Linked DNA regions of Mus musculus: region 1 is linked to region 2. The links are chromatin loops, found by intact Hi-C in ENCODE. Cell type or tissue: left cerebral cortex. All regions are shown on one strand. Links, peaks and the distances in the headings refer to the core of each region. The heading gives the core; the rest is flanking DNA.

What was found. Peaks named below come from ENCODE experiments on the same cell type or tissue, not always from the same donor. Only the 100,000 strongest peaks of a DNase experiment are listed, where the experiment ranks them.
Region 1: a loop joins it to region 2, with 7 times the contacts of the local background. A loop is called at or near these places in 2 of 42 quality-filtered maps.

Annotation. Positions count from the first base shown.
Region 1 is chr1:42,063,484-42,074,009 of GRCm38, reverse strand. No RefSeq gene overlaps it. Among named protein-coding and RNA genes, the nearest start is that of Gm28175, 190 kb to the left of the region's middle. In left cerebral cortex, for the core only: no CTCF peak of the experiment used is centred there; DNase peaks (open chromatin) are centred at 3,752 and 4,215; H3K27ac peaks cover 790 bases.
Region 2 is chr1:42,007,394-42,017,919 of GRCm38, reverse strand. No RefSeq gene overlaps it. Among named protein-coding and RNA genes, the nearest start is that of Gm28175, 250 kb to the left of the region's middle. In left cerebral cortex, for the core only: no CTCF peak of the experiment used is centred there; DNase peaks (open chromatin) are centred at 4,813 and 5,374; H3K27ac peaks cover 1,084 bases.

The sequences.
Region 1 (10,526 bases), core at 1,090-9,089, 56 kb before region 2:
GCCTCTAGGAAGATGAACTGAACAAATGTTCTCAATTTTTCTATGGTCATATGATTCATGCTTATAAATGACATCTGAGCATTTAGATATATGTCCCCTTTGAGACCAGTGGGTATCAGATGTCTGTTTTCTCAGAGAACCCAGAAGGTCCATGGGGAAAGTTATTTTTCAACTTATCTTAGAGTCATCACCACCTGCACTTACAAGGCTCATGTCCTCCATGCCTCTCTGACAGCATTTTATGGTGTTCTTTGTCCTCCATGCCTCTCTGACAGCATTTTATGGTGTTCTTTGTCCTCCATGCCACTCTGACAGCATTTTATGGTGTTCTTTGAATCTGAAAGAGTGTTTTTCCTTTCTGTAGGTTTTCTGATAGAGAAATGGTTACTCCAAGGATGGAAAATTATTATTTTGAGAGCTAGATAGATTTTTTTCAGAATTCAATCGCAAAGACACTAAAATAATTTCCTGGGTCCTAAAAAATATGTCTCAGAGGTGGTTCTGGTCATGCTTATACTTGGTTTTGTAATCCCAGAATCTGTTTGATATTGACTAAGTGTTACAATTTCATAAAATGCATGTGTATAGGCATGCGCGCGCGCACACACACACACACACACACATCACATCACATGCCAGAGAGACCAGGAAAAGTTCTGCTTTAACCCCTCCCCAGCTCCTTAATCTTCTGCAAATTAGTGTGAATGAGGCCTCAAAGTCTTGTGGAGGAGGGATAACATGAAATTAGTCAACTGTGAGCATCCAGTGATATAATACTTGTACCATGGAGCCAGGAAGACCATTCATTGCTTCTTCTGGGGCTACAGTCTTCCTATCTCTGTTGTAAAAAGCTTTCTGGAAAACCAATTGCAAGTAAACTATATTCTCACTAATCATTGTAGAAAGTTTTCATTGTTTATCTTTTACTCGGCTGATGACAGCCTTGTTGTTTTGTTTGTTTGTTTTTTTTTTTTTGCTAGTATTTCAGTTGAGATCTTATTCTAACTTTCTTCTGATTACCACTAACTCATATCCCAAAGGATAACAAATCCTCTCACCCAATCCACATAGGAACGTAACTTCTGCTTTCACAGAATTCTTTGATGTTGGCTTTATAATTTAATACAACAATGAGGATCAATAAATCAATATATGTAAAGTAGCCACAATCCCAGAACACCTCTGGTAATTTTATCTTTTTAAATGTGTATGTGTGTGTATGTGTGTGTGTGTGTGTGTGTGTGTGTGTGTGTGTCTAGTGACATTTCTCTCAGTAGAAATACAATTTACTCGCTGTCTCCTATTCTATGGGGGAACCTCTTATCTGCCACTCTCTTTTAGATACCACTTTTGTTTCAAATCAACAACATGCTCTCTCACATCACCTCTTTGAATGAAAACTTGGGTCACACATTATATATATTGCAAATGTCAAAACCTCATTAGAGCTACTAAGTATAAATGTTCTTTCTATAGCTACCTCTTCACTATTTCCCATACAGCAACAGGGCAACCTGGTGCTGGAATTTCAGAGTCTTTAACAAGAGAGGTGTCTTTAATTGTGTTTCAACTATGCTGATGTTTGACATTAAATGACCCATAATAGGTCACCGTGATGCCTGAGATCTTTTCAAGTAGCAACAGTATTTTTGCTAGGAGTGGAGGTACATAAAGAAACAAAGTATCAGTGGAGGTAATGTAAAGAAACAAAGTATCTTGTCTGTTCTCACTTTGTCTCCTTCTGCTCCTGAGTTAAGTAGCCCACCTCACTTTGAGCCATTTACCCAATATCCATGCTGCCATGACTAGTTTCTTGGGTATTTGCTTTTAAGGTCACCCTCTTTTGTTCTCATAGATCATCCTGGAAAAAGAGAAGATCCAGAGTTGCACTGACATTAGCTCTTATGTATAAAAGTCAGCTGAGTAACGATGACATTTCAAGGGCATCTCCAGAATGCACAGCTTCCTCTTTGACTTGGTCAGTGTATCAGTTTGCTTAATGACTGCACATCCACACAGGTGGCTTCACGGGGCCCATGGTAAGGCATGAAGAGGTCCTTCTATTGTTTAAGTTCACAGTTAAACACAGTAGAGAGGTTTCATTTCAGATGCAATTGGACATAGTATTACATGAGGACCCATCTATACTACTCCTGGGCATATACCCAGAAGATGCTCCAACATATAACAAGGACAAATGCTCCACTATGTTCAAAGCAGCCTTATTTATAATAGCCAGAAGCTGGAAAGAACCCAGTTGTCCTTCAACAGAGGAATAGATACAGAAAATGTGGTACATTTACACAATGGAGTACTACTCAGCTATTAAAACAATGATTTCATGAAGTTCTTCGGCAAATGGATGGAACTAGAAAACATCATCCTGAGTGAGGTAGCTCAGTCACAAAAGAACACACTTGGTATGCACTCACTGATAAATGGATATTAGCCCCAAAAGTCAGAATACCCAAAATATAACTCACAGACCACATGAAGTTCAAGAAGAAGGAAGACCAATGTGTGGATGCTTTGGTCCTTCTTAGAAGGGGTAACAAAATATTCACAGGAGCAAATACGGAGTCAAAGTGTAGAGACTGAAGGAAAGGCCATCCAGAGACTGCCCCAGCTGGGGATCCGTTGCATATACAGTCACCAAACCCAGACACTATTGTGGATGCCAAGAGGTGCTTGCTGACAGGAGCCTGATATAGCTGTCTCCTGAGAGGCTCTTCCAGAGCCTGACAAATACAGATGTGGATGCTCGCAGCCAGCCATCGGACTGAACATGGGGACCCCAGTGGAAGAGTTAGAGAAAGGACTGAAGGAGCTGAAGGGGTTTGCAACCCCATAGGAAGAACAACAATATCAACCAATAAGACCCCCCAAGAGCACCCAAGAACTAAACCACCAACCATGTGTACACATGGAGGGACTATGGATCCAGCTGCATATGTAACAGAGGATGGCCTTGTCAGGCATCAATGGGAGGAGAGGCCCTTAATCCTATGAAGGCTTGATGCCCCAGTATAGGGTGGTGACATGGTGGGGAGGCAGAAGGGGGTGGGTGGGGAAGGAATACCCTTATAGAAGCAGGGGGAGGGAGGATGTAATAGGGGGTTTCAGATGGGGGAAAACCGGGAAAGGGAATAGCATTTGAAATTCAAATAAAGAAAATATCCAATAAAAAAAAGCACTAAAAAATGCACTTTCACTTAAGTGTCTATTGTGTTGAAAACACAATTTTCTTTCATCTAATGTGACTGAGTTTCAAAGATGGTATTTAAATTTTTATTAAAATTAAGTGTCAGCATTTAGAATCTTTGGAATACTTCTATAGCAATATGCTCAATTGTGTTATTGTGTAACTTTGTATTTTACTCAATATAGTGTGAAGGGACATGGTACTGGTAAGGATAAAATAATGATTATATAATCCAGTGTCTTAGCTAAACACTAAAGAGCAATTTTGAGATGGCTGAAAGTATTTGAGAAGAGTAATTTTAGTTCTGTACAGTCTGTCTCAAGAGGAGCAAACTGTGTCCCAATATCTCATCAGTGATAGACTCTCCTGGATGACAGGGCCAAAGAACCTTGAAACAGGAAATGTCCAGTTACCCTAAGGCACCGGGTTCTGAAATGAATTCAGCCTCAACAGCAAGTCTAAATTTCTCTCCCTTAGCACTCTGGGTTGATTTATATAGACGCTCCCTGTTATAGACTCTCCTTTTCTTTCAGGACAGCTACTCAACCACCCCCCTCCCACAGCAGCCATCTGTTCTCCAGGACACATTGTCCCAGCACATTTTATCTTTTATATTTCCCACGTTTGCACTCACATTTCCCCCCTTTTCGTAGCCTTAAATGAATTATGTTTTCCTCTCGAAATCTGTAGGCCTGTTTCTGAGAAATACCACAGGTAGAACAGGTGCCTCAAGCTGCTATAGGCTACTGACAATGGGTGTGGAGGTGTCCACTATCAAATTAATTGTGAGGTAATCAATATGTTATTAGGAAGTCAGAGATGACCTTGAGGCTGCCCCTTAGTTCTCCAGAGTACTCTGATATTTGTGGCATTGATTATACTTAGACAAGTCTTCAAAGCACCCTTGGGAAACATGGGGTCCTATAAATCCTACAAAGCTTATTTCTTGCCACTTAAATTTTAGAAATTTGGATTTAAAGTGAATATGAGGCACAAGAAAGTGGGCTGATCTGTAACATGATGCCACATTGCTAACTCCAGAGCCAGTCTCTGAGAATACTGCCCTGGAGAGTGAGCAGACTGGATAGAAGACAGTGAGAGGATTTGAACCCGAGGTGGAGATGATGTCTCTGTGGCATTTCCATGTGGAACTAGGAAGACTGTGTTCAGACAGGACTCAGACTTGACGTGAGCTCTGTAATGGGCATTCTATAATTTGGTAAATCCATAGGTGGAAACCCTGAAGGTAGATGAGACTATTCAAGAGCAAGACAGATACAGGGAAATTAGGAGCAGAGGTGAGACCATTGTCAACATCAGGGAGAATTTGAAGTCAGAAATGGTGGGATTGTAAATTCACAGGATCCCATTGGATTACCTGGAAACATTGAGTTAGGGACTAATCAAATGAGACCCAAGTGAAGATGTCTTGACTGTTTTATCCCATGCAAATTCCCCAGGATAGTTTTCATTTGTTGGGTATTTTTTAATGCTTCTATTGGAGCACTGAAATCTAGGACATTAACAAATATGAGTTAAATAAATAAAGAAATGAGGAAAGGGTTCCCGATATGAGGCCTCCAGAATTTTATTTTTCTTTGAGATCAATATCCTGATAATTAAAGCGAAGGAGTGAATACCAAGGTCCCTGGTATGATGTGCCAAATATGCACCAAACACTTTCAACTTGAGCCACTGAGAAAAGCATTCATTTGCTCTTCCCAGTGGAAAAATGTATTGAAGGAGCTGATAATTAAGCACCATTAAGTAATAGAACTTGGATTTAAGTACAGTGAGTCTGGCTTCATGGTGCATAACTGCCACCATCATCAACATGTTGTCACTGGAACAGCCTTGTAGCTGTAAAGATGATGCTCATCTGAGCATGATCATGAGAAAGCTACCACATGCAGTATACTGATACCTCCATGGACACTATAAAGGTAACATAACCTTTTAAATTAAGTAAATAAACTAACTTAAGTAAATAAATAATTATTTAATACTTATTTCAGGTGGTATGTTCAGAGGATTATGCTTAAAAGTAGATCTCCAAATGATTGGATGAAAATAATGAAAACAAGCGTCTGAAGAAATGGTCCAGTGATTAGCAGCACTTCTTCCAGAGGAAGAAATGAAAATGGAATAATTTGGTGCTTTCTGTATAGTTCTTGTTCTACTTTTGTGTGAGAGTGTGTGTAGAGGTATCTATCCCCCTATATCTATATCTATATCTATATCTATATCTATATCTATACCTATACCTATACCTATACCTATACCTATACCTATACCTATACCTATATCTATATCTATCTATCTATTGATCGATCTATCATTATCTTCACTTTTCTGATAAATACAAAAATCACCCACCTGGGCAGTGGTCAAGCCAGGACCAGAAATCAGGATGATGACTGCCCAGGATCCCAAAGGCTCAGATCTACAGAGTCAGCATCAAACACATGTTGGAGAGTTTAGAATCTCCCTGAAGTGGCTCAGATCAGACCATACACACAATTTCTTATGAACATATATTATGTGAAAATATATATTTATATTTAACGTATGTTCAGGGTAGATGAAATATTTTTCATTTGAATGATAGATGAGTTTTAAAAGGAGATAAATACTATGGTTATTTATGTCAAAGTATGAGCCCACAGGACATTATAAAGGTAAATTTGTTAAATTTCTGGCATTGAACAGTACTATGTCTTGTACAGTTGAATTGCCTTAGATAGGTTGTTTCTTCGTTTGTGGCTTGAATAGTTTTCACAAGAGGATCCTGGATTTCTCCCAAATGAATACATTTGTCATAAAACATACAGGCATGGGTTTCATGATATGTGTTTTATGAAACAGAGAAATTACAGATTAAACTAAATTTTTAATTAATTTAAGTAAAATAATGTTTCAGTAGTATAACTGAAGAGTATTATGGGCATATAATACTGTAATTATTATCATTCATAATTAGAGATATCAAAGATATTAAGAAAATGAGCACTCAACATGTTACTCCCAGAGAACTTTGCCATTTGTAAGATATGTATATACAGATATATCCACATGTCCTATGAGCATGCCCTGTCTGTCAGGAATATTCAGTGAACCTGAAGTTTGCCTGTTCCATTGATTGGATACTAAAGGAAAGGAAGCTACCTTCATGTATTCAACAGTTACTGCGGAAATTGCAGCTAATCAACCAAGTCTACACAGGTGGGTGACCAGTGTATAAATAAAGAGTAACCTTCCATATCAAGAAAAATACTCTTCTGAATAGCATTTTCTGGCTGAATATCAAGAGAAGTTCAGATTCACCAGTTTATTGTTTCAGGGGAAATAAGGGCACGAAGAAGGGACTTATGCACATATTTTTAAATGGAAGTTAAGTTCAATTCTACCCCTAAAAGCCAAGGAAAGCCCAAGGTATATTCAGTACATTAATTCCAATTTTAAAACTGAGGAGGGGTAGTTTCTCCAGACGGATAGGGCTTGCCACGCAGAGCAATCCACAGAGGCTGCCTCTGCTGCCAGCACATCTGCAGTTTGGCATTTCTTATACAAGCTCATTTTGTGTGTGTAATATATTGTAACAGCCTTTGGGGAATGTAAATATTATTTTGCCACATTGAATTACAGATGCACCATATATAAGTGTAGTTGTTAAAGGATCTACTCTGCTAAAATATCGCCATTTAGAGTGCTGAGTTTTGCTCCACGAGAAATGCTTATTAAAGCCATTCATATCATCAATCAGTCACTCTCCCATTTGCCCCCTTTGAAGTTAGTCATACAGTCAAAAAATCAAGGAGTGGTCCTAACTTATATGTTGCTATTTTAGTAGTTATTCTAAAATATATACCTTTCTTTGCTTCTAAACCATGGATTTTCTTATATCCTATGAAAAAATGTCTTGCAGATAGTATAGTTTTATTATTCAGTATCATCTCTTACCTTCTTCATAAAAACAGAAACAAAGAAACAAACAGAAAACAATAGAAATACTTAAAACTTCTATGATGCCATACCGGATAAACATAAATAATGTATTTCTTGTTCCACAGACACACCAGGCACTGAAAGTTTACACTAATTACCTGTAGTTCCGTTAATGTTATGAGCTGCCCTTCATCTCTCCTACCCAGACACACCACTCAGCTTCCTCAGCAGATATATTCAACAGCTTCTGTTCACACCTGACATCAATTTCCTTTGATGTTCACAGCCTAAATGAGAACACTACAGCAAGCTGCATTTGCCAAGCATCCAGGATGCCTTTAAAATGATGGCAGGTATTTTCCTCATTAAAGCAGCCATAACAGATAGTTAGATATGATGCTGTCCCTCACCTTCTCACTAATTAATGACTATGATTGCAACCCAAATAAGATCAGGCAATTAAATGTGATAACATTTCAGAAGCAAAGAAAATATACAACAATCACGGAATAGCTCTTTGCCGATAAATAAAGTTGATCTTTGGGAAATTACCATATAAATGTACTATTCTATCAAAAAAAATCACGCAGATGAAGGAAAGTAATAATTTTTCTTTTAATTGAAACATGAGTTACATATCCCATTGAATTAAAATGTTATGAGTTGGCTTATAAGAAGCTATTGTAAACAAGCTATGTTGTCTTCTGCAGCAGGATAGAGCAGTTAGTGCAGCTCGCTCGAGCACATCTTTGAAAGCACTTTGGGGAGTATGTTTAACTCATCTTAGCAAAATATCTAAGTGTATTATTTTGCCAGCATATGTGTGACTAAGACAGAAATGAAAGATTATAAGGAAAAAATGGTAAAAGGTGTCGTTGACCCTTCCGTAGTTCACAAACATGGTGCCTCAGTTATTTAAGGACTTCTGACTGGCAGGAGAGATTGCTCAGTGCTTAAGAGCAATGGCTGTTCTTCCAGAGGACTCAGTTTCAATTCCCAGCACCCAGTGACTCACACTTACCTGTACCTTTAATTCCAAGGGATCCTGCCCCTTCTTCTGTTCTCTGTGGACAGTGCATGCATTCATTGTACAGCTGAACATACAAATAAGACACCCATACATACAAAACGAAAATAAAGGGTAAAAATTTAAGAAAAAAAAATCTACTGTGAAAGCCAGAGCTTCTGAAACAAAATTGAACACACAATTAGGGAATCAGAAAGAAAATAAAAGGAAAAAAAAGTATGAAAAAAAGAAAAAGTTAAAAAAAAATGAGCCATACAGGATTTCTGTATTTCTACTAATTTTAAATCTACATTTAATGTCCAAAAAAATATGTGCGACACGTGACTAAATGTTCCTGTTAGATGGGAGCCTCTGCCTCTACCCTGGAGAAGGGACATAGCTGGTACTCCAAACACCCAAATTTCCACTGCCTAGCTAATTATCTGAAGCCAGGAAAATCCATTCCTCTCAGCTTTTTTTTTCCTTGTTCTCCCATGAAATCTGCTTTGGATTACCATAATACTAGCATTAAGGAAAACACTTTATTTTATTGTTTCATCAATACAGGCTCGGGTGTAGCTTTTAAAATGTTATAAAGACCTGTACATTGTAATAACAGGAATGCCAATTAAAATAATCGGCCTATAGCGCTTGCTAGGAAAAGATTCAGGAAAAGGCTATAAGAAAGCATTTTCTCATTAAAGCCTTTGAAGGAGTATGAATGAAATCTGAACCATTTTAGGATTGAACAAACTCTAGTCACTGTTATAACTGGTGCCTAGGGTATGGTGGTTGTGGCAGAGTAGGTGTAGCTTTCTCTCATAATAGGAGAGGAGAGGAGAGGGTTGTGCTAGGAACAGCATGCTGGAATACAGGTAAACAGATATAAAGTTATATTTATGCATAGCATGCACATTTGTGCACATGTAGTCACATATGTAGGTCTAGTAAAGATGTGTGCTTTGGGAGGTAGGATTTCATGCTGGTCATATCCTCTTCCTTGGTAAAGCACAGAACAGTGCCTGAGACTTGTCAGAACTCAGTTCCGTCCTGGAGAAACACATACTTGCCTACAGGCTTGCTGGCTGTCATTAGGCTGTATGCCCTAGGAGCAGTGCTCTTTACCTTATAGTGTGAATCTTTTAAACCTCAATACATTTGTCAGCTCCTCTCTCTCTCTCTCTCTTCTCATTTTTGTTCCAAGGCTATATTTTCTGCCTCTCCTTCCACCCATTTCTTCCCATGGAGTAGCATTGAGTATTTTATACTCAGACACAGGCCAAGCTTGCAGGTGATTGTGCCTTTATGTGAAAATTGTATGTTCCTGTGGTCTTTTGGATTTAAGGAGTAAGGCACATAGGGTCATGTTTTCAAAGGATGTTAGAATGTCAAGTTGTAAATAAAACTTGTTGAGTTACACATTTCCATTGGAGGAATAACAATGCTCATTTTTACTGTAAATTGTTTCAGTTTTGTGAAATGTTTAACTATGGATCAATAAACAATAGTTATTTACACCACCAAGAAATGGTTAGCTTTCTAATTGACCCAATGAATTTCAAAAGAACTGATTAATTAACTAACCCATCCATGCTGTGTCTTCCAATAAAATATGCTATGTTTTGATATCACCAAACTCTGGTTTCTCTAAAGGAATTGAGAATCATGTTACACAAATACAGGGTATGGTGGGCATCAAATGAGAGAAGACAGTATTAAAATGTGCAGAAGTCTGTTTACCTTGTAATGATTCATATATAGGAAAGATTTGCAGTTGCTGACTTATAGTGAAGTTAAATTTGAAGAGGAAATATAGTAACTTTGAAAACCCACCTCAATAACTTAAGAAGTTCCTATGTGAAATAAAAATGGTTCTTTCTAATGTCAAACAATGGAACCATAAACAGTGTACTGCATTTTCCAATAATGCTATTGCAGATAAGTGAAAAGTTAAATTCTGAACAACTATTAGTATAGAAAGGAAATAGATGATAACTAAAAACAGGAGTCTGAAATGTGCTGTTCCTGAATTCCAGTCCTAGATCATTCTTTGGTTCATCGTCCAACCCTTAATCTTTATAAATTTCATATGTAAAATACCAGCAAATTTTATAATTGGTAATATAGGTAATAGCTTAGCATAATGCCAGAAAACAATTAGTTCTCAACAGGTGTATTTAAGTTCACTCCTTAGGGATGGGAAGACTCCAGCTCAATGACAATGACATAGCTTGGGCTGGTCTAGAAGGTCAGAGACGATGTCTGGGCTGTTCGTGATCAAAATTCCAGTTGGCAGAGGCTGAATATGCATTTATCTGTTTTAGAATGAATGGATTTATAGATTGCATTTAATTAGAGTTAAAAATGACTTCC
Region 2 (10,526 bases), core at 983-8,982:
AGGATGTGGAGAAAGAGGAACACTCCTCCATTGCTGGTGGGATTGCAAGCTGGTACAACCACTCTGTAAATCAGTCTGGTGGTTCCTCAGAAAATTGGACATAGTACTACCAGAAGATCCAGAAATTCCTCTCCTGGGCATATACCCAGAAGATGTTCCAACATGTAATAAGGACACATGCTCCACTATGCTCATAGCATCCATATTTATAATAGCCAGAACCTGGAAAGAACCCAGATGTCCCTTAACAGAGGAATGGATACAGAAAATGTGGTACATTTACACAATGGAGTACTACTCAGCTATTAAGAGCAATGAAGTCATGAAATTCTTAGGCAAATGGATGGAACTAGATACTTTCTAAAGTATTATCCTGAGTGAGGTAACCCAATCACAAAAGAACACACATAGTATTTATTCACTCACCAATAAGTGGATATTAGCCCAGAAGCTCAGAATACCCAAGATACAGTTCACAAACCAACTATAGCTCAAGAAGAAGGAAGATCAAAGTGTAGATGCTTCAGTCCTTCTTAGAAGGGGGAGCAAAATACCCATAGGAGGAGATAGAGACAGATACTCCACAAAGTGTGGAGCAGAGACTGAAGGAAAGGTCATTCAGAGACTGCCTCACCTGGGGATCCATCCCATATATAGTCACCAAACCCAAACACTGTTGTTGTTACAGACAAGTGCTTGCTGACAGGAGCCTGATATTGTTGTCTCTTAAGAGGCTCTGCCAGTGCCTGACAAATTCAGAGGTAGATGATCTCATCCAATCATTGGACTGAGCACAAGATCCCCATTGGGGGAGCTAGAGAAATGACTGAAGGAACTGAATGAGCTTGCAGCCCCATAGGAGAAACAACAATATGAACCAACCACTACCTCCAGAGCCTCCAGGAACTAAACTACCAACTGAAGAATACACATGGAGGGACCCATGGCTCCAGCTGCATATATAGCAGAGGATGGCCTTGTTGGACATCAATGGGAGGAGAGACCCTTGGTCGGGAGAAGGCTGTATGCGCCAGTGTAGGGGAATGCATGGAGATGGAAGCAGGAGTGGGTGAGTTGGTGAGCAGGGGGAGGGTGGATGGGATAGGGGGTTTTTGAAGGGGAAACCAGGAAAGGGGGTAACATTTGAAATGTAAATAAAGAAAAAATCTAATAAAAATAGAAAGAGAGAGAAATACCATTGAGTAAATGTGGCTATCTTAGCTGAGTCAGGCTACTCTGATAGTGACCACACCATATCCATTCACTTTGCTTAGATGAGAACAACTTTGTTGGGTGTTAAATAAGCAACTAATATGACCCTTATCACAAAAGGGGGGTTGCATACTATATATGTGCCCCAAACAATACTTACTATTTGAGACAAATCTCTGTCTGTCCAGAGAGGTACATTACATTTGAGCTCTGTACATTTAAACTTTAGATTCTTTCCTCCAAAATAAAGCTTTCTTTTCTTTTTTTTTAAATCAAACTCACTCACTCCCTTTCTCTATAAAATATATTACATAATCTTCATCTACATATTTGTCTGTCTATCATCTATCATCTATCTATCTACCTATCATCTATAAATCCAATTTATATCTACTTATCTATCATCTATTTATCACTTATCAACCTCTCTCTATTTCCTTTTTTTTCCATTTTTTATTAGGTATTTAGCTCATTTACATTTCCAATGCTATACCAAAAGTCCCCCATACCCACCCATCCCCACTCCCCTACCCACCCACTTCCCCTTTTTGGCCCTGGCGTTCCCCTGTACTGGGGCATATAAAGTTTGCAAGTCCAATGGGCCTCTCTTTCCAGTGATGGCCGACTAGGCCATCTTTTGATACATATGCAGCTAGAGTCAAGAGCTCCGGGGTACTGGTTAGTTCATAATGTTGTTCCACCTATAGGGTTGCAGATCCCTTTAGCTCCTTGGGTACTTTCTCTAGCTCCTCCATTGGGAGCCCTGTGATCCATCCATTAGCTGACTGTGAGCATCCACTTCTGTGTTTGCTAGGCCCCGGCATAGTCTCACAAGAGATAGCTACATCTGGGTCCTTTCAATAAAATCTTGCTAGTGTATGCAATGGTGTCAGCGTTTGGATGCTGATTATGGGGTGGATCCCTGGATATGGCAGTCTCTACATGGTCCATCCTTTCATCTCAGCTCCAAACTTTGTCTCTGTAACTCCTTCCATGGGTGTTTTGTTCCCAATTCTAAGGAGGGGCATAGTGTCCACACTTCAGTCTTCATTCTTCTTGAGTTTCATGTGTTTAGGAAATTGTATCTTATATCTTGGGTATCCTAGGTTTGGGGCTAATATCCACTTATCAGTGAGTACATATTGTGTGAGTTCCTTTGTGATTGTGTTACCTCACTCAGGATGATGCCCTCCAGGTCCATCCATTTGGCTAGGAATTTCATAAATTCATTCTTTTTAATAGCTGAGTAGTACTCCATTGTGTAGATGTACCACATTTTCTGTATCCATTCCTCTGTTGAGGGGTATCTGGGTTCTTTCCAGCTTCTGGCTATTATAAATAAGGCTGCTATGAACATAGTGGAGCATGTGTCCTTCTTACCCGTTGGGGCATCTTCTGGATATATGCCCAGGAGAGGTATTGCTGGATCCTCCGGTAGTACTATGTCCAATTTTCTGAGGAACCGCCAGACTGATTTCCAGAATGGTTGTACAAGCCTGCAATCCCACCAACAATGGAGGAGTGTTCCTCTTTATCCACATCCATGCCAGCATCTGCTGTCACCTGAATTTTTGATCTTAGCCATTCTGACTGGTGTGAGGTGGAATCTCAGGGTTGTTTTGATTTGCATTTCCCTGATGATTAAGGATGTTGAACATTTTTTCAGGTGCTTCTCTGCCATTCGGTATTCCTCAGGTGAGAATTCTTTGTTCAGTTCTGAGCCCCATTTTTTAATGGGGTTATTTGATTTTCTGAAGTCCACCTTCTTGAGTTCTTTATATATGTTGGATATTAGTCCCCTATCTGATTTAGGATAGGTAAAGATCCTTTCCCAATCTGTTGGTGGTCTTTTTGTCTTACTGACGGTGTCTTTTGCCTTGCAGAAACTTTGGAGTTTCATTAGGTCCCATTTGTCAATTCTCGATCTTACAGTACAAGCCATTGCTGTTCTGTTCAGGAATTTTTCCCCTGTGCCCAAATCTTCAAGGCTTTTCCCCACTTTCTCCTCTATAAGTTTCAGTGTCTCTGGTTTTATGTGAAGTTCCTTGATCCACTTAGATTTGACCTTAGTACAAGGAGATAAGTATGGATCGATTCGCATTCTTCTACACGATAACAACCAGTTGTGCCAGCACCAATTGTTGAAAATGCTGTCTTTCTTCCACTGGATGGTTTTAGCTCCCATGTCGAAGATCAAGTGACCATAGGTGTGTGGGTTCATTTCTGGGTCTTCAATTCTATTCCATTGGTCTACTTGTCTGTCTCTATACCAGTACCATGCAGTTTTTATCACAATTGCTCTGTAGTAAAGCTTTAGGTCAGGCATGGTGATTCCACCAGAGGTTCTTTTATCCTTGAGAAGACTTTTTGCTATCCTAGGTTTTTTGTTATTCCAGATGAATTTGCAAATTGCTCCTTCTAATTCGTTGAAGAATTGAGTTGGAATTTTGATGGGGATTGCATTGAATCTGTAGATTGCTTTTGGCAAGATAGCCATTTTTACAATGTTGATCCTGCCAATCCATGAGCATGGGAGATCTTTCCATCTTCTGAGATCTTCTTTAATTTCTTTCTTCAGAGATTTGAAGTTTTTATCATACAGATCTTTCACTTCCTTAGTTAGAGTCATGCCAAGATATTTTATATTATTTGTGACTATTGAGAAGGATCTATCTACTTACCAATCCATCATCTATCTACCTACTGATCTATCTATCATCTATCTATTTCATTTATCTCTTATCATCTATCAATCTATCTATCTATCATCTATCTCATGTATTTATATCTCTATCGTCTATCTATCTATCTATCTATCTATCTATCTATCTATCTATCTATCTATCTATCTATTTATCTATCTACTCTCTGTCCTCCTATTGCATGAAAAAGTAGAATACTGATTTGGTTTCAACTCCTCCCGAGCTTCAGTGACGATGCAGTGCGCACCTTGCAGGCAGTAAATGTCCCTGCATACCCATTCTCGTATGTGGGTCTTAAAGTCCAGACCACCCTGAGGATTTTAACATTTGAAATGCGATTTTTCACAGGACCATATTGTCTGGTTGTCCTTGTGATCTGTCACTGGTAATCAAACTTTGCTTTTGGTGATTGTGTTTGAAATTATGTGTTTGGTGATTGTGTAGAATTATGTGTCCACATTTTCACATAATTCAGACTGAATATTGGCAGATCTGCCCTGATCACCAAGGCACATCAGGATGTCAGTACTTCGATGCCTGTTCTCTGTAAAACAGAACATAGGACTTGGAGCTGATGGGTGCCACCTTAAATTGGGGGAACTCTGTACATTTCACACACTTGAGTGTAAGATGCTTAGACACAACCATGGCTAAACTTCTCTCTCCCCTTTCATCTAAATATATGGGTTTTGAGTAGGATTGAGATCATTTTCAAACACCATCTTTTTTTCCTAACATAATTCTTCTTCTTCTTTTTTTTCTAACTTATATTAAAGACTTCCAGTTTCATCTCCCAAACACAACTCATACTTTCCTGCTTCTTACCATCTGCTGGGACCCAGCATCTGCCGTTTCCCGCCTACTTCTTCTGTACCCCTGGTAGTCTGTGATTACACACTCTCAACTATGGTATTGGTGCAGAGGCGTGGCACCCAGATGGCTCTTTTGAAAATGTTCTCACCCACCACTGCCCCCACCTAAACCTATTGTGCTCAGAATAAAATTCAGACTCCTGATGATGACATAAAGATACTGGCTCCTTGTGTATCTTTCTGGTGTACTTTGATTTCTTCTGTCTCTTTACTTCTTCCCACCCTTCCATCCTCTCTCTGCAACTCACCCACTCATTTGCTCTTTCACAGGGACCACAGATTGGCCTTGGAACACAGATCTTGCATTTCTTTTGCTTTTATCAGATTGTGTTCTTGGGTTCTGTGCATGGCTGGTTCCCTTTGTCTGTCAGATTTCAGGTCAAGTATCCTTTCTTCAGTCTTACCCTTCCTGTGTGAGTCCTCTTTCGCAACTGAATTACCCTCCAGCCACCTTCATTTTCCGCACAGAAATTTTCATGCCCTCAATTTACTTGGCTTCCTAATCCCTTCCATTCAAGGTTGCACCTCACTGTGCATATGCAACCTCTGTGATGACAGAGGCCACTCCTTTTCTCTTGAGACTCTCCTGATGTCTCGGACATTGCTCAGCAAATACTTGTGAAATGGGTTAAAAATGTTTCCACCGAGAGCATATGCTTACAGCCTGTGCAGCTGCTGAGGAGATCCCAGCCCAGTGGTAGACACAAATGAAAAGTCTGTTTCTTTTCCAAGTGTTTTTAGAAACAGAGAAAAATCAATAACCATAAAAAATTACTATTTCTTTTCCCCCCAAATTTTGACTCAATGTTTAATGCATGTTAATGTTAGCCCAGTTTACACCCATAGGAACATATATAAGAAAATAAACAACTTTCACAGCTACAAGAAAGGAAAAATAAAGAGACTTCTAGTTCAGTGGCTGGCAAAATGTCCCATAAAGGGCCAGAAAATAGTAACTACTTTAGGCTTTGCAAGCAACACAGTCTCTGACAAAGACATTTGTCTTGATGGTCACTGGATGAGTATGCACAAAGTTGTACACTCCAAGTACATCTGTGCTTCATTATAATCTCACCTACTGACATTACAATATGGATTTCATACAATCTCCACCTAACAGGAAGCATTGATCTTATTTTTCTTATTTTCTTCAATAATTCAAAATATGAAAACACTATTATCTTGCAGGCCACATAAAAGCCAGGGTTGAGAAGATCTGAGCTGAGGCCTGTAGTGTGCTCTCCCCCTCTAGATATATTTAATTTTACTCAACTCCCACTACTTTGGCCTGAATAAATTGATATGTATTCTCCCTCATTATAACCCCCCCAAGCCTCATTTGTGTAGTAATGGAAGGAATACTTTATGTTATATAGCTTCCTCATTGGATAACACATGTTTTCTGAAAATTATTTTTATAAATTCACATTAGTCTGTGTGTTTTTCCACACACCCTACTCTGCTATTCTATGCTTTGTTACTCGACCCTTCCATCATTCCTACTCTCTCAGATGAAGACCATGCTTGGGAAAAATGAAAGAAAGATAAATAAAAATGTAGTATATGCTCTATGTACTATATTCTAAAGAAAAATATTTTATCATCACTTAAATATAATTATAAAATTAGGAATAAGGAACATTTAAATAACTACTTCCTATTTGTGCTTCTTCTTTAAACTTCTTATTCCAAGTCCTCTGAGTGTTCCACTTCACTATATTTAGATCTTAAGTGTCTTCCAGGGGCCAATGGGTTGGAGGCTTTGTATCCACGCCATATCATTATTGAGAGGAACCTTGAGCAAGAGAAATGACATCTGACCTTTGTGGTGTACCTCTGAAAGAGATGCTAGGATCTCACCCTCTTCTTACCTATTTTTTCTTCATGACTGCTGAAAACTTGAGATGGTTAAGTTTTTCTCCACCATATGTTCCCACCACCAAAGCAGCAGAGCAAGAGACTATGGACTGAAGACTCAGGAACTGTGGGCCTAGATAAATCTTTTTTCTTCCCAAGTTACCGTTTTGTCATAGCAATAGGGAGCTGGCCTACAGTGTTCTGGCTCCCATCCCATTCCAACTTCACCTTTTCCCCTTCACTGACTGAACAACAATCAGATTCCCAGAGCCTACCCACTCTTGTCTTATCCTAAGTTTTTCTCTGAAGCATAGTTCACAATGTCTGACAAACCCAGACATTCAATCTTTTTATACATCCTAACCTACTTGACTACATCCATATGCTATTTTGCTACCCTTTCCAAATATAAAACACTACCAATTACTCTTCTTATTGAGGGATTTGTTATGTGGGCAAAGCTAGGCAGGAATGTCTCATTCTTGATCCATGCCGCATCCTCTAGCATGGCCAGAGTAAGTATTAAAGACCATCGTAAATCAAGAATTCCTTCTGTCTAGAAGATTGCCACTTAGAAATCCGCAGGTATCTTGGGCTGAGAATGTGATCATCCCATGCCAGTGGCAAATATTTAGTGGGAATTTCTGGTTTCTTAAGGCTAACAGAGCTCAAATGATGCTATACTTGATAGGAACTATACCACAGACACTAGGCTCTAGGCCTTAAGATTCTTTTGAGAGTAATAATATTAGCCTTCCAGAAGCCTGTAACTATGAGTTCTTCTCTGTATTTCCTCTGTGTGACTATTCCTCTTTGTCATTATCTTTATACATCATTTGCCACCATATCCTCAAATCCTCTGACCTGTTGGATGCTGTTCTTGCTCAACATGCATCCAGTCCTTGGTTTATCTCCTCTTTTGCAAAACTCATCTTCTTTTCTTATGTTCAGAATTTAGATAAGATATTGAAGTTATCTCTGTGTGGCTCTGTCTCTCTTTCTTCAGTTGAGCCAGATGTCATCCCCCAGTAGTTAAACACCAGTGACATGTGAGTTATGTTTTAACTCACACTCATTTTCTTTAGCTCCAGACCCAGTTTTCCTGTCCTATGTATGATGCATGAACATTCCACTTGGTTGCACTCTGGTCATGTTGAAGGTTGTCGCTTGGCAATACTGCATGCTTGAAAGGCTTCATCTACACACAAGCTTTGCTCTACACCATCAGTGCTTTTGCTCCCTGAATGGACTCCTCTCATCAGCCAAAGCCTGGCTGACACACTTCCACTCTGTGAACCACCACAGGCCTGCAGACTGGCTGTGCTGAATAAGTACCCATAATGTTGTATATTCTTTGTATGTGCGAGTGATAATTTTGTTTGATGACAATCTTCAGCTCCTGTCATAGACCCTTGGCTCATGTTCAGATATTGATTATGGTGTATATTTACAGAAATATAGCAATTCCAAACAGTGTGGCATTCATTTGTAGAAAAGACTACATAAAACTTTGAGGAGCCAACTTTGACTGCCGAAAGCAGAGTTCTGTGGTTCTGTTTGGAAGGTTCTGAGGCAAGGAAGCCTTTGGAAAGAGGGGTACACTGTTCTTCATACTAGAATAATGTGCTTTGTGCTTGTCAACCATGGTGGCCAAAACCAGCTTCAATGTTACACACAACTATTTTTCTGTTTGGCTTTAAATGATTTTTGAGAAATTTGGAAGGCATTGAATAGTCACCTTGCCTCTGTAGACTAGTCAAAATTAAAGTAAAGCTGCCAACTCTCTGGGATCCAGTAGCCTCTGCTAGGATCCTAGGTTGATGTGGTCAGTTCCAGCAAATGAATTTTAATTAAGCATGTTGGAGGCTATTTTGAGAAATATCAACATACAACTTAGCTCTTTTCACACCACAACCAGAATGACATTAAGCTTCACAAAGAAAAACAGGGGAGGAGCTGGTTATTGTGGCTGCAAAGCATAGCAAGAGAGGGCACAATTCTTTGATTCAAAAGAAAAATATTCCTACATAGTATTTTTTTTTTTTTGTTGTTTTTGTAACTGAAACTCTGAACTTGCAGGGTATATGCAGGCTTCCTCTAGTACAATAAAATATCATACTTGCTCAGAGTTAGCCTGCTCCAAAAGAAATTTACTACCACATTGGGAAGCATTTTCTTGACCTATCTTATTTCTTCTAATCATTGTCCCCCGCCCCTTCACTGGAGAATTTCCTATTATTTAGCAACATATGGATGAAACATTTTTTTTTCAGTAATCATGTCTGAACAAAGTAATCATTCTCTCATTAGCCAATTATTCTTCAGACTCCCACAGAACAGGCAGATTTCTTAGAGAGTTACTTTTACCAACCCCATGCAATCAGATTCCCTCATCTGCCTCATTCAAATGGCCTAATTCAGAGATCACAGCACAGATAACAGAAGTTCCTTACCTTCTTGTCACACAGACATCCTATTGCAGGAGCATCTTCATTTCATCAACTCAGAAGAGCCAGTTAGAAGTAGAGTGCACAGTAGGTTGTTTGAGGGAAGAAATTATAAATGATAGAGTTCTGCTCAAGTCAAGGCTCTTGTCTACACAGTCCCTCAAAGCTCCTCTCTTGTCCTGAGTCAACCTGCTGACTTTACACAGTTCTTCTACTTTCTAGAATGTAATTTTAATTCTTTCAAAGCCTACTTTTAATGGTGATTTTAAAACACTTTAACCTCCTTTCTATCCTACCACCCACCACAGGTAGTGGAAAAGAAATAACACAGGAGAGGTGAACCTATTTAGAAAGGTCCTTTTGAGCAAATCCCATCGCATTGCCAGGAAATGAGCAGTTGAGTTCATAGGCCAGCAGTGGCAGCTAGATCCACTGGCAAACACTTCGCAGATGTTCCAGCAGTCCAATATGGTAGAGTTTGTATAGAAAACTAAAATCTGCAGCAGTGGCATGACATAGCAGAGACAGTCAGACCTCAGCCTAGGCATGAGTCATAGGGACACCAGAAGTTCTTGGCTGTGCCTCTCTCAGCGAAGTAAAGTTTATCGAAAGCACAAGAGCAATGAGCATTGCATAGCAGCTCTGCAAGCAAGCCTAGCTCAGCCTTTGCTATTTTCTGTCTAGTCCATTTTATACTCCCTCCAAGCATCACCTTTCCTCCACATGTCTTGCCTCAGAATATGAGTGGCAAAAATCTGCATGCATCTGTCTCAGGTGACATCACTCTGCCAATCGGCCAGAGTCTATGGAATCAGCAAGGAGCCCCAGCACACCTCCAGATGTTCCCCACCACCACCACTTTGGTTATCCTCATCAGAGCTCTAACTGCTGTTGCTGCTAATCGTGAATATGAATTTCCCAACTGTAAGGTAAATAAATCTCTCTCTTTTATAAGTTAATTACTTCAGGTATTTCTGTGTGGTGAGGCAAAGGTGATTAATACATACAGAGAAAGCACTCTCTGGGGCTTCTGTTATAAAGGTACCTACACTATAGACGAAGGCTTTCTCTCTGAGAACTAATTGCCTTTCCTTCATTCTAATACTATTGTCTAAGAGGTCTGGATTCAGCATAGGAGTTTGGAAGATGCAAACATGTTGGTCATAGCATACAGTGACCTCTTGAATTATAAATAATGTCTCCTATCATTGGGGGATGTAGAAACCATTTGGGGGAAGTTATTAGATGAGGACAGCTGATGTTACTTTATTTTTTCTTCATGGTATCCTTGCTGGCCTTTTTTTTCCGTGCTGTTCATCTTTAACTTTTTATTTTTTGTTTGTTTTGTTTTGTTGTTTTGTTTTGTTTTGTTTGATTCTATGGCCTTTTTATGCCATACACTTTGACACAAGAGCAAGGTTCTCCTAATTCTTGCT